2 separate regions of the Homo sapiens genome follow, and region 1 is linked to region 2. A link is a loop called in an ENCODE intact Hi-C map of the cell type or tissue named here. Cell type or tissue: Caco-2. All regions are shown on one strand. Links, peaks and the distances in the headings refer to the core of each region. The heading gives the core; the rest is flanking DNA. Region 1 holds the start of RNASE1 (ribonuclease A family member 1, pancreatic). Region 2 overlaps RNASE4 (ribonuclease A family member 4).

What was found. A loop is a pair of places that touch in the nucleus more often than their neighbours do. Peaks named below come from ENCODE experiments on the same cell type or tissue, not always from the same donor. Only the 100,000 strongest peaks of a DNase experiment are listed, where the experiment ranks them.
Region 1: it touches region 2 in a loop (3.0-fold over the local background); 12 of 110 quality-filtered maps call a loop at or near these places.

What each region holds. Positions count from the first base shown.
Region 1 is chr14:20,795,370-20,803,717 of GRCh38, forward strand. RNASE1 (ribonuclease A family member 1, pancreatic) reads right to left here and starts at 7,475. Exons shown (of 2, transcript NM_002933.5): 1 at 7,428-7,475; 2 at 5,859-6,724. The coding sequence starts at 6,699. The coding sequence ends at 6,229. It overlaps LOC107984671 (a long non-coding RNA gene), which reads right to left and starts at 5,160. Exons shown (of 3, transcript XR_001750624.2): 1 at 4,535-5,160. All of the region lies in intron 3 of LOC105370397 (a long non-coding RNA gene), which reads left to right. In Caco-2, for the core only: no CTCF peak of the experiment used is centred there; DNase peaks (open chromatin) are centred at 4,692 and 7,552; H3K4me3 peaks cover 201 bases.
Region 2 is chr14:20,693,154-20,701,501 of GRCh38, forward strand. RNASE4 (ribonuclease A family member 4) reads left to right here. Exons shown (of 2, transcript NM_002937.5): 2 at 6,202-8,063. The coding sequence starts at 6,219. The coding sequence ends at 6,662. It overlaps ANG (angiogenin), which reads left to right. Exons shown (of 2, transcript NM_001097577.3): 2 at 394-1,030. The coding sequence starts at 412. The coding sequence ends at 855. EGILA (EGFR interacting lncRNA) reads right to left here. Exons shown (of 4, transcript NR_174964.1): 2 at 6,169-6,345; 3 at 5,883-5,976; 4 at 327-596. Among named protein-coding and RNA genes, the nearest start is that of ANG, 8.6 kb to the left of the region's middle. RefSeq lists a silencer at 6,498-6,663. In Caco-2, for the core only: a CTCF peak has its summit at 4,766; a DNase peak (open chromatin) is centred at 4,758.

The DNA.
Region 1 (8,348 bases), core at 135-8,134, 100 kb after region 2:
TCATCACCCAATTTTTTATATATTGTATATATTTTAATTTTTTTCTTTTGATTTCTTCTTTGACCCAAATGTTACTTAGAAAATGTTATGTTAGGCTGGGCGCAGTACTTCGCACCTATAATCCCAGCATTTTGGGAGGCTAAGGCGGGTGGATCACCTGAGGTCAGGAGTTTGAGACCAGCCTGGCCAACTTGGTGAAACTCCATCTCTACTAAAACCACAAAAATTAGCTGGGCATAGTGGTGTGTGCCTGTAGTCCCAGCTACTCAGGAGGCTGAGGCAGGAGAATCTCTTGAATCCAGGAGGTGGAGGTTACAGTGAGCCAACATCATGCCACTGCACCCCAGCCTGAGAGACAGAGCAACTCAAAAAAAAAAAAGAAAATGTTATGTTACATTTCATGTGTATATATACGCACGTGTATATATACTCACGTGTGTATATATATACACGTGTGTATATATACACACACATATATAATATAATATATATAATATAATATATATAATTTATATATGTGTGTGTATATATATACACACACATATACACACATACACACATACATACATATATGTGTATATATATAATATATATATACATATATATATAGTGGCAATGGCGCAATCTCAGCTCACTGCAACCTCTGCCTCCTGGGTTCAAGCAATTCTCCTGCCTCAGCCTCCCAAGTAACTGAGATTACAGGCATGTGCCACCACGCCCAGCTAATTTTTGTATTTTTAATAAAGACGGGGTTTTGCCATGTTGGTCAGGCTGGTCTCAAGCTCCTGACCTCAGGTGATCCACCTGCCTCGGCCTCCCAAAGTGCTGGGATTACAGGTGTGAGCCACCATACCCAGCCTGTATCTTAGTTTTAACAAAAAAGTTTAAAAATTTTTTTAAATAGAAAAAAAAAACAGATAAGCCTGAGCAACATGGTGAGACCCTGTCTCTACAAAATATACAAAACTTAGCTGGCATGGTGACACATGCCTGTAGTTCCAGCTACTCAGGAGGCTGAGGTGGGGAGGCAGAGGTTGCCGTGAGCCAAGATTGTGCCACTGCTCTCCAGCCTGGGCAAGAGAGCGAGATCCTGTCTCAAAAAAAAAAAAAAGAAGAAGAAGAAAAAAGCTATAGAATAAGGATACAAAGAAAACATTTTTGTACAGCTGTATAATGTGTTTTAAGCTACGTGTTATTATAAAAGAGTCAAAATTTTTTTTATTTAAAAATGTATAAAGTTTAAAAGTTAAAGTAAGCTAAGGTTAATTTATTATTGAAGAAAGAAAATTTTTTCATAAGTTCAGTGTGCCCTAATGATACAGTGTTTATAAAGTCTACAGTAGTGCACAGCAATGTCCTAGGCCTGCACAATCACTCACCACTCACCCACTGACTCACCCAGAGCAACTTTTAATTTTTTTTTTTTTTTTTGAGACCGAATCTTGCTCTGTCACCCAGGCTGGAGTGCAGTGGCACGATCTCGGCTCACTGCAACCTCTGCCTCCCAGGTTCAAGTGATTCTCCTGCCCCAGCCTCCTGAGTAGCTGGGATTACAGGCACATGCCACCATGCCTGGCTAATTTTTGTATTTTTAGTAGAGACGGGGTTTTGCCATGTTGTCCAGGCTGGTTTCGAACTCCTGACCTCATGATCCACCCGCCTCGGCCTCCCAAAGTGCTGGGATTACAGGCGTGAGCCACTGCACCTGGCCGTAGCTTCTAATTCTATAAGCTCCACACATAAGTGTCTTACAGAGGTGTACCATTTCTTACCTTTTATACCATATTTTTACTGTAACTTATCTATGTTTATGTACACAAATATTTACCATTGTGTTACAATTGCCTATAGTATTCAGTACAGTAAACTGCTGAACAGGTTTGTAACCTAGGAGCAATAGGTTATACCATATAGCCTAGATGTAGAGCAAGCTATACTGCCTAGTTTTAGGTAATATAGTCTGTAAGGTTCCCAACAATGATGAAGTCACTCAATGACACATTGTATCCCCATCATTCAGCAACACATGACTGTACTTGGTGTATACACTGGTTTTATACTCACTCTTTTGAGAGTCGGTTCTTGAAATCAAGTTTAGGCCTTTCTACTGTCTCTGCCTGATCTTCTGTGCTTTCTAGATCTCTGGTTATCCCCTCTCTTGGGATGATAGAATTCATACTCCTGTGAGTTCCAGTACTAATGTTCCTGGCCCCTCTTTCATCTGAGGCCCTCAAACAAACAAAAATCATATGTTGGCACCTTGAATTATAAATACAGAAAACTGTAGTGAGACATTGTCAATTCTGTCCCCAGTCTTGATTGGTTGCATGCAAGTGATAGAATAGGATGTATGATTCTTGATTCTAAGAGTAATAGCTTTTATTATGGACAGACATTGTCCTAAATATTTTTTATATGTGACCTCAACTAATCCTCAACAAATCTCTGAAGTTGATACCATGTTTATCATGATATTTTACATAGGGAACCTGATGTTAAAAAAGTTACGTTCCCTGCCTGCGGCCACACTACTCCCAAAAGGCACAGTGGAGTGTGAAACAGGTCTGTTTCACTCCAGAGCCAAGGCTCTGAAACACCATACCCCATGCCTCGGTGATAGTGGCTAACTTTCTGAGTGTCCACAGAACGCTGAACACTACGCTTTCTCTGAATGTCATCTTTACCACAGTACTTCTAATTAAGTGTTATGAATATTTCCATTTTACAGAAGTCCCACAGGCACTTGGAGTTGTTATCCTGTCTCAGGTTTTTAAAATCCAGGCTAGACCCATAAAAAATAAGCCAATCTTTGTAACTACTGCACTCCTTCCAACCTCCATTCATTCACTCCTTCTTTCACAAATGCTAGAAAAATGTTCCTTTGACTTAAGAATGTGTATGTCCAGACATTCCCTGGATTTTAAAAGGGCAGATTTTTTTTTTGGTAGAATAGTATATCCGTCTCTCTATGTTCATTAATAGTGCATTGGGAATTTCTGAATTGAACCATATTCCAAGAGTAACTGAGAACATGAACACTCATGAACCGAGAACATGAACTGAGAACATGAAAGCTCAGCTGATGGCAGGGGAGAAGTTGCAGAGGAAGCGTGAGGGCTGTTGCACACTAACTAGCTGGAGGTACACAACTGACCAAGCATGCACGAAGGCTGCCTCGCTTCACATCTTGCCAAGGGCTTTCATGCCCCTACTTTTTCTTTTCCCCTTACAGCAGCCTCAGAAGGGACGCAGGGCCAGTTCCCTAAGACCTGTTAACGGTTTCTAAAGTCCCTCCACTCCATCCAGCTGTCCCAGGAAGAAGTAGATGTTCATTTGTCCCCACAGACACTTCTATTCACCCCACAGCCACCCCATCCCCACCACCGTGGCATCTAATTTAGACCAGCCCGCCATAGGGATGTGTCAGGGCAGCTACGGATGCAATCCAAGAGAAGTGGAAGAATTGGTTAAAGGGTGTATTCATTTCCTAGGGCTGCCATAACAAAATGGGCGGCTCAAACGATAGAAATGCATTTATTTATTTATTTATTTTTTAAAATTTTGAGACAGGGTCTCATTGTTGCCCAGGCTGGAGCGCAGCCTCGACCCCCAAGGCTCAAGTGATCCTCCATCTCAGCCTCCCGAGTAGCTGGGACTATAGGTGTTTGCAACCTTGCCTGGCTAATTTTTTAATATTTTTTTGTAGAGACGGGGGTCTCACTATGTTGCCCAGGCTGCTCTTGAACTCCTGAGCTCAAGCAATCCTCCTGCCTCAGCCTCCCAAAGTGCTGGGGTTACAGGCGTGAGGCAGCATGCCCAGCCAGAAATTCATTTTCTCACTGGAGGCCAGAAGTTCAAGAACACGGTATGGCAGGTTTGGTTTCTCCTGCTTCCTCCTTCCTTGTTCTGCAGTGAGCAGGTCTATGCCAATGTACCCCCAAGGGCTGAGGGAGATGAGAGGCCAAAGAAAGGGCTTGACTGAAGTAGGAAACTAAGAAAATAACAAATAATAGCATACGTAATAATAATAAGAGAAATAACAATAGCTCATAGAATGAATTGCTGTATTAACCAAGGCTGAAAAGAATTTAAGTAGCCCCCCTGAAGTTAAAGTTAGAAGAGAATATTAACTGTCTGTCCCAAGAAACGTTAACCATATCTATCCTCCACATATTTTGTAGGCTCTGTAAACTCCTGTTTCTTTCTTCCCTGCACAGCTGCAAGGTCACAAGACAGATAAGCATAAGCTGCAAACCAAGTTCTCACAGAGATGTAAGACATGTTCCAAAAGTGTCACAGCGGCCTTTTGTTCTCACTTCTGTAAGCCTGCTTCACTTAGTTCCTGCCTCAAAATGCTTAAAAGGGACTCATTTTCTTTGTTCTTGGGCTCAGCCTTTTAGGACACAAGTCCGCTGGGCCAGTGTACACCTTAAAATAAACACCCTCCTGCACGCCATCTGGTCTCTCTGGTTCCTTAAATCCCACTTCATGACAAGTTCAGTTTCTCAGAAAGAAACATTTAATAGGGACTTACAAATAGAAGCCATGTCTCAGGCAGCCACAAGACAGTGGATCTCCGCACAGGCCCTGCAGAAAGTATTCTTTATATGGCAAGCTTCCCCACCCCCCACCCTGTGAGATGGAATCTTGCTCTGTCACTCAGGCTGGAATGCAGTGGCGCGATGTCGGCTCACTGCAACCTCTGCCTCCCAGGTTAAGTGTTGACAGATGCCAAAGGTAGTCTTTCAGTGGCTGTCAGGAAGGGTTGCCAAGAGTGGAGTGGACTCACAGGCTAAGAACACTGGGAGCCTGTGAGAGCCCACCAGCAAGCTCTGGGAGAGAGCTACCGCTCCACAGCACTTACTGAGGAGGGGAGCTTTCTTCCTGAGTTAGAGCAATGGCTTCCTGAGTTAGAACAATGGCTTGGAAGTCAGGAAACCTAGGGTGTAGTCCCGGCTGTGCCACTAACTAGCAACAAGCCATGTGCAAGTCACCGGAAAGGCAGGGGTCACATTTGGTCAGGGATGGCAAATGTGTGGCACACACACCCTTCCCCCTCTCGTGCCTTCGATAGAGGCTGTTGTTCAACCACACCACTGTCCAGAATTTTTTGCTACAGCATTTTGGGTAGGCACTTCCTTTTTTTTTTTTTTGAAACAGAGTTTCACTCTTATTGCCCAGGCTGGAGTGAAGTGGCACCATCTCAGCTCACTGCAACCTCCGCCTCCCAGGTTCAAGTGATTCTCCTGCCTCAGCCTCCCTAGTAGCTGGATTACAGGCACCTGCCACCACGCCCCACTACTTTTTGTATTTTTAGTAGAGAGGGGGTTTCACCATACTGGTCAGGCTGGTCTTGAACTCCTGACCTCAGGTGATCCACCTGCCTCAACCTCCCAAAGTGCTGGAATTATAGGTGTGAGCCACCACGCCCGACCGGCACTTCCAATTAGAGTTGGTACACAAACTGAAATCTACTTGCTATCCCTCAATTCCGTGCTCTCCAAAGTCACTTCTGGCTCTAAAATGTAAGGTTCTGGCTTTCCAACTAAGAGGTGCCCATTTTTCTGATTTAGTAATAGCTCACTCAAAAAAAAAAAAGGAAAATGGAAATTTAGGATCATAATTTCATTGAGTCCTCTTCCCCACCCTGAGGCTAAGCAGGATCTTCCTGAGGTCACACTTGCCTTCCTTCTGTGCCAGAGAATGATTGTATTTGAGCTTCACCCCTCTGTCAGTTCACCCTGCATGGCAGTGTCCCAGGCTGTAGCTCCCTTTTGTCTAAAACAGCCCACACTTAACAGTTTTATGTTTGGCATCAGGGAATCTACAAGGAAAGGAATTTTCTCAAGCCACTAAAATCCAAGTCAGAAGGGAAGGCATTTAATTACTCCATTCACCGTTCTCCAAAGTGAATCAGATTTACAGTTCTTACCCCTTGCTGGAAGGCAATGCCAGAAACAGTACCTAGACAGAACCGCTTCAGAAATCAGGTGTTTGCAACTGCGTTTTATTGAAAGAAAGAGTGGAGGGGTTAACATGGGGCCCACCTCACAACCCACTCTTCACCCCCAAAATCACGCAGGGATGGGACTCAGGAAAGGGAAGCATGTGTGTGTTGAATAGGAGCCCTAACTGTAGTTACTTCTTTCACAGCAGGGAAGGAAGAGGGAAGAGGCAGCTGTGGAGAGGATGAGGTTGAGGGAGGTGGGGTATCTCGCTGCTCTGACCTTAGGTAGAGTCCTCCACAGAAGCATCAAAGTGGACTGGCACATATGGGCTCCCTTCACAGGCCACAATGATGTGTCTCTCCTTCGGGCTGGTCCGGTATGCACAGTTGGGGTACCTGGAGCCGTTTGTCAGGCGGCAGTCTGTGATGTGCATGCTGGAGTTGCTCTTGTAGCAGTTGCCCTGCCCGTTCTTGCAGGTGACCTTTTCCTGGAAACAGACATTCTGGACATCTACCAGGGGCTCGTGCACAAAGGTGTTCACTGGTTTGCACCGCCCCTGTGTCATATTCCGGCGCCTCATCATTTGGTTACAGTAGGTGGAGCTGCTGCTGGGGGAACTGTCTGAGTCCATATGCTGCCGCTGGAATTTCTTGGCCCGGGATTCCTTGCCCAGGGAAGGCTGGACCCAGCCCAGCACCAGCAGTATCAGGACAAGCAGAAGGAGCCGGACAAGAGACTTCTCCAGAGCCATGGTGGCCTCACTTTCCCAGAAAAGCCTAATTGAGAAAAGGAGAGAGAAGGAAAAGAGCCCTCTTAGAAAAAGAACTCCAGCTCCCACCTATGGCTTGCCTGGTTTACACTTTCTGTTTCAGGTCAGCCAGAAAGACGTCCATCCTACTTCCTGAGGTTTTTCGTGTAATGAGACACTCACGTGTACCCTTTTCCACGAGCGTTTTATTCCCACTCTCCAAAGCGAGGTCTTCCTCCCCTCTAGGTGGTGACCTACAAAGTGACCTAAAATCCTGTCAGTTCCTATCTTTGAATACTGGAGTTTCTTTGATCCAAAATACATTTGTACCCAGTGCTCAAATGGCTCATCGAAACATCAGTTTGAATAAATCATGAACCAAATTGTATCCCCGACATCCAGGGCCATGGGTGACAGAGCCTTGTTGTCTTGGAGCATAAGGGAACTCAGGCCAGTGCCTGACACTGGCATCATAAAAGATTCCATTGTATTCCAGAGAGAAACGCTGGCCTCCCCCAATTTGGAGGCTCCTTCTTCTCCAGTCCCATGGATGCTCTGCAGCCTGCACGTTCCACCCTGACCCCTCTGCCCCCAGCTGATGTTTGCCTGGGCCACATTTTTTCAGCGCTAGCATCACCCAATCTTTCTCAGTGCTGTGGACTGGCCCTAGCTCCCTCTTCTGCAACCCTGAAGCAGAAGCGGCACCTGAGAACACCTCTTGGGCTGCTTACCTGGATCTGCAGCTTGGTGTCTGAGAGAGATGGAAGGCCAGTTTCTGCAATCACTCAGCTCCCGGGGTGTGGACCTTATACAGATTACAAAGGGGTTTGGCTTCCAAGAGGAAAAGGGTGGGAGGAGCATCTGGAGCTCAGTTCAAATAAAATCAAGGACGTGAGGAAGGAGTGGTGAATCACCCAGGCCGCCGTCTTTCTAGGGCTGCTGAAGAAAGAGCAAATCTTTGCCTACGTTAGTCTTTCTTCCTATGTGAACCACATCTGTCTGCTGATGCACAAGGAGCAGCAGAGAAAGCCACTACAGCACTGGTGCCCAAACCTGGCACACTAGGAACAAAGTCCTTGTTACTTCTTCGTGGGCGTTTTCACCAAGTAGACTTGGAGGTTAACAAAGGACGCAAAGGAGAGGTTCTAATGGGAGATAGGGAATTCTGGCCAAAGCTATTCCAGGGCTCCTAGGGAGCAAAACCCAAGTCTCTTTCTAGGAGGGCATTCTCCCAACGCTACCTCTCCCGGGGATGGGAGGCGGGGTCGGGGGGAATGGAGGCTGTCCTGCTGCCCCCAGCTGGAAGGCTTCCCAGATCTGGAGAAGAAAGGGGGAGTAACTGAATAGGGAGGAGGAGGAGGCCTCTAGGGTGCGCTCACCCAGTTCTGGCCACTTCCCACCCACCCTCCACCCCTGCTCTGGGGGCATCGAGAGGATGGGGCTGTTCTTATCTACAGTAACCACTGACCCTGTAGGTCGGAATTGAGTAGAGGAACTAAAGATAAACTTAAATCCCAAATCTCAAATTCTTTTTGGGGAAAAAATACAAAGAATATCATATTTATTAGCAGCAGAATGCCCTCCTAGAAAGAGACCTGTTTTTTTGCTGAGTAACAATTTGGATACCTCTAAGAATTATCAAAATATCCCTT
Region 2 (8,348 bases), core at 268-8,267:
GGTATGTCTTAATGTGCCTCAGGACCTAGCACAGTCCCTGGTACCCAGTAGAGACCTATGTAATGTTCATTATTCAATTAATAAATACATGAATTAAAGAGTGAGAGTGGATTTTGTAATGTTACGACTGATAGAGAAATACTCAGTGATTCTAAGGGATGGGGAAGAACGGTTGGAGCTAGAGGTTGTGCTCAGGAAACTATTAAATAGACGTTCCGCAGGAAGGGATTGACGAAGTGTGAGGTTAATGAGGAAGGGAAAATAGAATATAAAATTTGGTGGTGGAAAAGATCTGATTCATGATGCCGTGTCAGAGAGCAAAGCTCCTGTCCTTTTGGCCTAATTTGGTGATGCTGTTCTTGGGTCTACCACACCTCCTTTTGCCCTCCGCAGGAGCCTGTGTTGGAAGAGATGGTGATGGGCCTGGGCGTTTTGTTGTTGGTCTTCGTGCTGGGTCTGGGTCTGACCCCACCGACCCTGGCTCAGGATAACTCCAGGTACACACACTTCCTGACCCAGCACTATGATGCCAAACCACAGGGCCGGGATGACAGATACTGTGAAAGCATCATGAGGAGACGGGGCCTGACCTCACCCTGCAAAGACATCAACACATTTATTCATGGCAACAAGCGCAGCATCAAGGCCATCTGTGAAAACAAGAATGGAAACCCTCACAGAGAAAACCTAAGAATAAGCAAGTCTTCTTTCCAGGTCACCACTTGCAAGCTACATGGAGGTTCCCCCTGGCCTCCATGCCAGTACCGAGCCACAGCGGGGTTCAGAAACGTTGTTGTTGCTTGTGAAAATGGCTTACCTGTCCACTTGGATCAGTCAATTTTCCGTCGTCCGTAACCAGCGGGCCCCTGGTCAAGTGCTGGCTCTGCTGTCCTTGCCTTCCATTTCCCCTCTGCACCCAGAACAGTGGTGGCAACATTCATTGCCAAGGGCCCAAAGAAAGAGCTACCTGGACCTTTTGTTTTCTGTTTGACAACATGTTTAATAAATAAAAATGTCTTGATATCAGTAAGAATCAGAGTCTTCTCACTGATTCTGGGCATATTGATCTTTCCCCCATTTTCTCTACTTGGCTGCTCCCTGAGAGGACTGCATAGGATAGAAATGCCTTTTTCTTTTCTTTTCGTTTTTTTTTTTTTTTTTTTTGAGATGGAGTCTCACTCTGTCGCCCAGGCTTAAGTGCAATGGCACAATCTCGGCTCACTGCAACCTCTCTCTCCTGGGTTCAAGTGATTCTCCTGCCTCAGCCTCCCAAATAGCTGAGATTACAGGCATGCACCACCACACCTGGCTAATTTTTGTGTTTTTAGTAGAGACAGGGTTTCACCGTTTTGGCCAGGTTGGTCTTGAACTCCTGACCTCGGGAGATCCGCCCACCTTGGCCTCTCAAAGTGCTGGGATTACAGGCATGAGCCACTGAGCCGGGCCACTTTTTCCTTATCAGTCAGTTTTTACAAGTCATTAGGGAGGTAGACTTTACCTCTCTGTGAAGGAAAGTATGGTATGTTGATCTACAGAGAGAGATGGAAAAATTCCAGGGCTCGTAGCTACTAAGCAGAATTTCCAAGATAGGCAAATTGTTTTTTCTGTCAAATAATAAGCTAATATTACTTCTACAAATATGAGACCTTGGAGAGAAGTTTCCAAGGACCAAGTACCAACATACCAACAGATTATTATAGTTTCTCTCACTCTTACACACACACACACACATATACACATATGTAATCCAGCATGAATACCAAAATTCATTCAGGGTAGCCACCTTTTGTCTTAAGCGAGAGATAATTTTGATGTTTGAATGGAATGCTCCCAGGATATTCTCTTGTCATGGTTATTTTATATAAAATTCAAAAACCAATTACATTATTTCCTCTGTAATCTTTTACTTTATCAACTAATGTCTGGCAAGTGTGATGTTTTGGGGAAGTTATAGAAGATTCCGGCCAGGCGCTGTGGCTCACGCCTGTAATCCAGCACTTTGGGAAGCTGAGGCGGACAGATCACGAGGTCAAGAGATCAAGACCATCCTGGACAACATGGTGAAACCTTGTCTCTACTAAAAATGTGAAAATTAGCTGGGCGTGGTGGCACACACCTATAGTCCCAGCTACTCGGGAGGCTGAGGCAGGAGAATCGCTTGAACCTAGGAGGCGGAGGTTGCACTGAGCCGAGATCACGCCACTGCACTCCAGCCTGGGCGACAGAGCGAGACTCCATCTCAAAAAAAAAAAAAAAAGAAAGATCCCAGTTTATCCCAGTTTATCCCTTATTCTTCCTCAATTCTCAAGATTTGTTTTTAAGTTAACATAACTTAGGTTAACACACTCTTTGTAAAATACACTGTTCAATCTACAGACTCAGTGGTTAGCTTCCTGTTAACTAATTTCTGTTGACAGGTACTTGGATATTTTATTTAGAAAGTGGTTGCCAATAAATTAGTTATAAGTCGCCAGTTTCACTGCCTTGTGAACACATAATTATTGTGGTCTCAGTATTCCCTATGGTGGCTTCTCCTGCTCCTGGTATTGCCCTGAAATGGGCCAAAAGCCGTGGCTCCCCAATACTCAGGTTATAGAACATTGTCCAGGTACCACCTAGGAGAGCCCAGCCTCACTGAAAGTATTCAAATTTAGGAATGGGTTTGAGAAGTAGGTAGCTGGTATGTGCTTAGCACAAGAATCTCTCTTCCTTGGGTTAGTCTGTTTCAAAACTGAAAACACTGTCATTCCTTAAGAAAATAGGAAAAAGTATTCCAAACCTCTGTCACTAGAAAATTTGCCATATTACCAAATCTCAAAAACCTCTCAGGAAATGAGAAAGTCCCAGTTTCTGGTAAACTATTTGGGCCCTTTTCTCAAGTTCTCCAACCAGTGCTATTTCCTTGAGGTGAGGCAAAGTTACTCAAGATCATCGCTGCCACTCAAGGCCTTGATAGGGCAAGTGAAAGGCATGGACCATTATTATATTGATCACAGCATAAGCTGTGAAAACCCACATCTTCTCCAAACATCTGCTTGGAGCATTATCATCGCATAGTTTGCTCTGGTGTTCAGGGAAATCGCTGTTTCATAGGAAATCACATGGCAGTGGGATGGGAGTGTTTCCTGACCTGCCGATGGTACTGGCACCTGAGCAAGCATTCCTAGTCCTTTTTGGTCTGGGCCTCTTGTTCTATCACAACCACAAGCTGTTTAAAATAAAACGTCAAGTCACAGGCAGGTCATTTTATCCTGCGTGAATCAATTGAAGAATTGAAGTCCTGGTCAGCTGTGATTGTTGGCTTTGCAAGGAAAAAGAAGGAACACTCCAAAATGCTAAATGCTTTGAAGAATAGTGACATGCAAGGAAGAAAATTCCATGCAATTTGGAGAAGAAACATTTTTCTAGGAATCTAGTAGCTGAGATATTTTATAGTTTAAAAACAGACTTCCAATATCTTGAGAATACAGTTAGCTCTACGAAATAAAGAGGAGTCAATAATATATGCAACTCTGTAGTCATTCATTATTTTATCCAGATTGACAGAAGCAGAGGAAACCAAGAAAAATGGAAGTGGTAAAAAAAAAAAAATGCAGTAATTGCCAATATTTACTGAGCATTTACCCTGTGCTAGGCCTTGTTATAGGCGCTTAGATTGATTTTCTTTTCATAACATCCCTAAGAGGTAGGTATTACATGCTCATTTTGCTTATGAGGAAATCTGCTGAGAGAGATTAAGTAATTTTCTCATGGTCACAGCCTCAGTCTTTTAGACCACGGTGTCAAAAGAAGTTCTTACTGTGAGTCAGGGTGGTGCAGTGGAGAAAGCGTTTGGGGAAAATCCTGACCCAAAAGTGTGCGTTGGGATGATGTGGAGATCATTCAATTTTCTCTTGTAGCTACAGCTTTGAGATGCACCCATTGGTATCCACACTGGCCTGCTGTCCTCAAATATTTCTCTATGTCTTGTTTACTTGAGTAGTGCAGAAAAGCTGACGTCCTGGGTCTGCTCTCGCATGCATAGGTGAGGTTTTCTCTGTAGCTAGTCATCTTGCTAAACCATATTTTTGGTCACAAAGAATCAGGATGAGAGAAAGTAGATAAAACCATGGAAACTCGAGGTGCCACCGGAAGAGCAAACCAAAGTATATTGATCTGCTGAAGCTATAATCCAAGTACTAAGTATACCTTCAGAAGTTGTATGCATTGTTCTTGGGGCAAAAAGGAAATCAAACATCTGCCCTTCCTCCCACAACCTCTTTACTTCCCTCTCTTCCTAACACTGTATCTCACATCTACAGCTGCAGGCACACAGATATGACATACAGCTTGATATCTTTATGTGCAAAGGCAAAAGATGGCTATGGATATAGGAGGTGGCATTTAAAAGAACAATATCCATGTTTGATACTGCTTTCATTATCAATAATGAAAAGGTAGCCTTTCAGCAGAACAAAGTAAGGTACAGGTCGTTTGGAAGCCATTTCAGTCATTCACACAGTGTGATCCACCATTACGAAGCAGAATTTGAAATCAAAAGACAATAGTACCCATATACATCAAACTAGGAGTTCAACTGGGGTCAGTCCTTGGACTGCACATACAGAGTTGGGCTGCCTGACTCTCAAAACATTGCCCTTGCTAATTTGCGTTGCTCACTTCCTATTGAATCAGGGATGATTTTTCTTTGCTGTAGTGAATCAGCCCTGCTACACTGCAAGAATCAAGCCGATTCACAATTCACATCAATTCCAGGAGTGACGGCCAGATGGCAGCATCTGGCTAGTCAGTTGGTGAGTGAGTCCACCTCCAGTCTTGATTAAACTCTGCTGCTGGGAAGTAGCAATTCTGAGCATAAATGTCTTTGATATCCTGAATATTTTGGGTGTGGGATGAGAGAGGCAGTAGATAGTGGAAAGAGCACAGGGTGTAGACTAAGATAGGCCTGGATTCCTTTCTTTAATCTGTCAATGAAAGCAATGAATGTTCTGAAACTACATGGCAATGCTTTTTTTGTTGCCACTCTGGCTTTTTTTTTTAATGCTATAAAATATATGCCTATTTTTCACTGCCAAGAGGTGACAACACAATGATGCTGCAACCAGAGAAGACAGACAGCTACCAACAACTATTGACAAGACAGAAGGAACATCAAGAATAGATGCAAGACAAAGCAATGTATCTCCATGGCCTAGATTTTTTAGGTTATGCATAGAAACAGCAAGGAGAAGAAGACACAATCCAAGTTTTCTTTTGAGAATATTGTGCTGTTTAAATTTATTTTTTAAACATTTCTTAGCTTTTCTTATTAGTCAATTTCATAAGCCTGGGAAACATCTTTACTCTATCCATTTAATTGCATTTGTTCATTAGCTTACTCATTTCACTTATTAGTTCATTCAAACAGTAGCTATTATCAACTGTCTTCTAAGAACTGTAACTGGGTATTCTGGTTTTGCTTTTTTTTAAAAAATAGAATTAAAAGGATTTCCAAAAGGACCTGATTTTACATTAGAATTAGAATAATACATTTTAAATTAATGTATAACATATATTATTCTAGAATTAGAATAGATTTTAAATCACATTAGAATAATAGCCACATGACAAAAAAGAAAAGAAAAATAATAAAATTAATGACAAAGAAAAACAATAGTCATGTGAGAGGAAAGGCAAAGCCTAAATATTCCTCTGTCCTCTTCCTCCACCTAGATTCCCAGATGTAAGGTATTAAAAGTAGTTTGTAAACTTTCTGTGACGTATGCTGAGTCTATCCAAACTGTCGGGAATTGGAGCCTCCCGGGAACCAAACACTCCCCAAAGATCATACACCTACGGAGTTCCCCCAAGAGACACACAACTGCAGTTTCATGTAGGTTCACCTTTTCTCTCTTTTTATACTCTGTCCACACAAACCTGGCAGCCACGCAGTCAGTCCCTGCCCTGTGTCATTGTACTGGCCACAGCAACTTCTCTCTGTAAATGAGAAAGGTCTTGCTTTCAGAAAAGATCATGTTTGCAAACTACTCACTCTTGAGGAAGAAGGGTGGGAAAAGTAGCAGAGATGAGTGGGGAGATGGTGCATATAAGAAGGAGGAAAGAGGAGACTATGGAGTCAGGATGCCGGCTTGCTATTCTCAACACCTTTTTCCAGTGCCCAGTTCTTACCTTATTTCTCCTGCCCCTTGCTTTCTTTTCTAGGCACCTCTAAGATACTGATGGCTCTGCAGAGGACCCATTCATTGCTTCTGCTTTTGCTGCTGACCCTGCTGGGGCTGGGGCTGGTCCAGCCCTCCTATGGCCAGGATGGCATGTACCAGCGATTCCTGCGGCAACACGTGCACCCTGAGGAGACAGGTGGCAGTGATCGCTACTGCAACTTGATGATGCAAAGACGGAAGATGACTTTGTATCACTGCAAGCGCTTCAACACCTTCATCCATGAAGATATCTGGAACATTCGTAGTATCTGCAGCACCACCAATATCCAATGCAAGAACGGCAAGATGAACTGCCATGAGGGTGTAGTGAAGGTCACAGATTGCAGGGACACAGGAAGTTCCAGGGCACCCAACTGCAGATATCGGGCCATAGCGAGCACTAGACGTGTTGTCATTGCCTGTGAGGGTAACCCACAGGTGCCTGTGCACTTTGACGGTTAGATGCCACCATGTAGGGATTATCGCGAGTGGTTGACCTTACACTTACTCCTTAAATAGCAGTGAGTAATGCATTTGAGCTGTCCCAGGCTCTGTCTCCTCAGCTCATTTCCTACTCTTTTTCTCTATATAACTCATTCTATTAAATACATTGCACCAAAGAGATATGGAGACATAAACCTGTAATGAATGAGGCTGGGCTTTTCTGTAATAAGCTTCCTTTTATAATACTGGTCAGCTTAGCTCTCTCAGATCCTATCCTGTGGAATTTAGTTATTATGTGTATTTATGTAGTATTTCAAACATTTCAAAATGCTTTCATCTATGTTTATCACATTTTAATACCACAGCACTTATAATGATGTCACTACATATAGAAGCTCAAAGTTAAGGGATTTGCTGAAGACTGTAAAGTTAATGGAAGAATTGAGACAAAAATCCAGTGTAGCTGGCCACTTATCCAGGGCTTTTTCTACTTCATCACAAGGAATGTTTTGAAAGTGTCTGCTTTTTTTATCCTTAAAATTCACCTGTCAGGGAGGCATTAAAAATTTGGAAATGTATGCCAGCAAAATGTGAGCTCTGTATTTTTTGGCATTCTTATGTTTGGGTTTAATAAGATTAAGAAAATGATACTGGGAATTTTCTTTTTCCTGAAACTTTGAATCACCCTAGTAAGTCAAAGTACTAAAAAATGTACTAGATCATTAAGACTTATGTGCTCTTACTGATTGAAAGATTTTTTATGTTTTCCTTGTAATAAAGGACCTAAACCGAAGGTACCTGAGAAGACTGTGCTATGGTATTATTTTTTTTCTCTGACTTTTAAATTCTTGTTTAGTTTATAAACATGCATGCACCTTAATAACCTCATAAACTCTGGTCAAAGACTAATGCCTATCAGATCCATGACCACAACACAGAAGATTTGTCTCATTTACTCCAGAGAGAATGATTCCTCTCAAAGACAATTCTCACAGCTCTTCCTTCTCCCTTAGAATATTTAGAAGCAAATTAGGGAGCTGTCAGGTCTCTGAGCCCAAGCCTGCACGTATACATCCAGATGGCCTGAAGCAACTGAAGAACCACAAAAGAAGTGAAAATAACCAATTCCTGCCTTAACTGATGACATTCCACCACTGTGATTTGTTCCTGCCCCACCTTAACTGATCAATTAGCCTTGTGACATTCCTTCTCCTGGACAATTAGACTCAGGAGCTCCCCACCAGAGCACCTTGTGACCCCCGCCCCTGCCCGCTAGAGAATAACCCACTTTGACCGTAATTTCCCACTACCAACCCAAATCCTATAAAACTGCCCCACCCCATCTCCCTTTGCTGACTCCTTTTTTGGACTCAGTCTGCCTGCACCCAGGTGATTAAAAAGCTTTATTGCTCACACAAAGCCTGTTTGGTGGTCTCTTCACATGGACGCGTGTGGCATTTAGTGCCGAAGACCCAGAACAGGGGGACTCCTTCAGGAGACTGGTCCCCTGTCCTCGCCTTCACTCCATGAGGAGGTCCACCTATGACCTCAGGTCCTCAGACCAACCAGCCCAAGGAACATCTCACCCATTTCAAATTGGGTAAGCGGTCTTTTCACTGTCTTCTCCAGCCTCTCTTGCTACCCTTCAATCTCCCTGTCCTTCCAATTCCAGTTCTCTTTCCTCTCTAGTAGAGACAAAGGAGA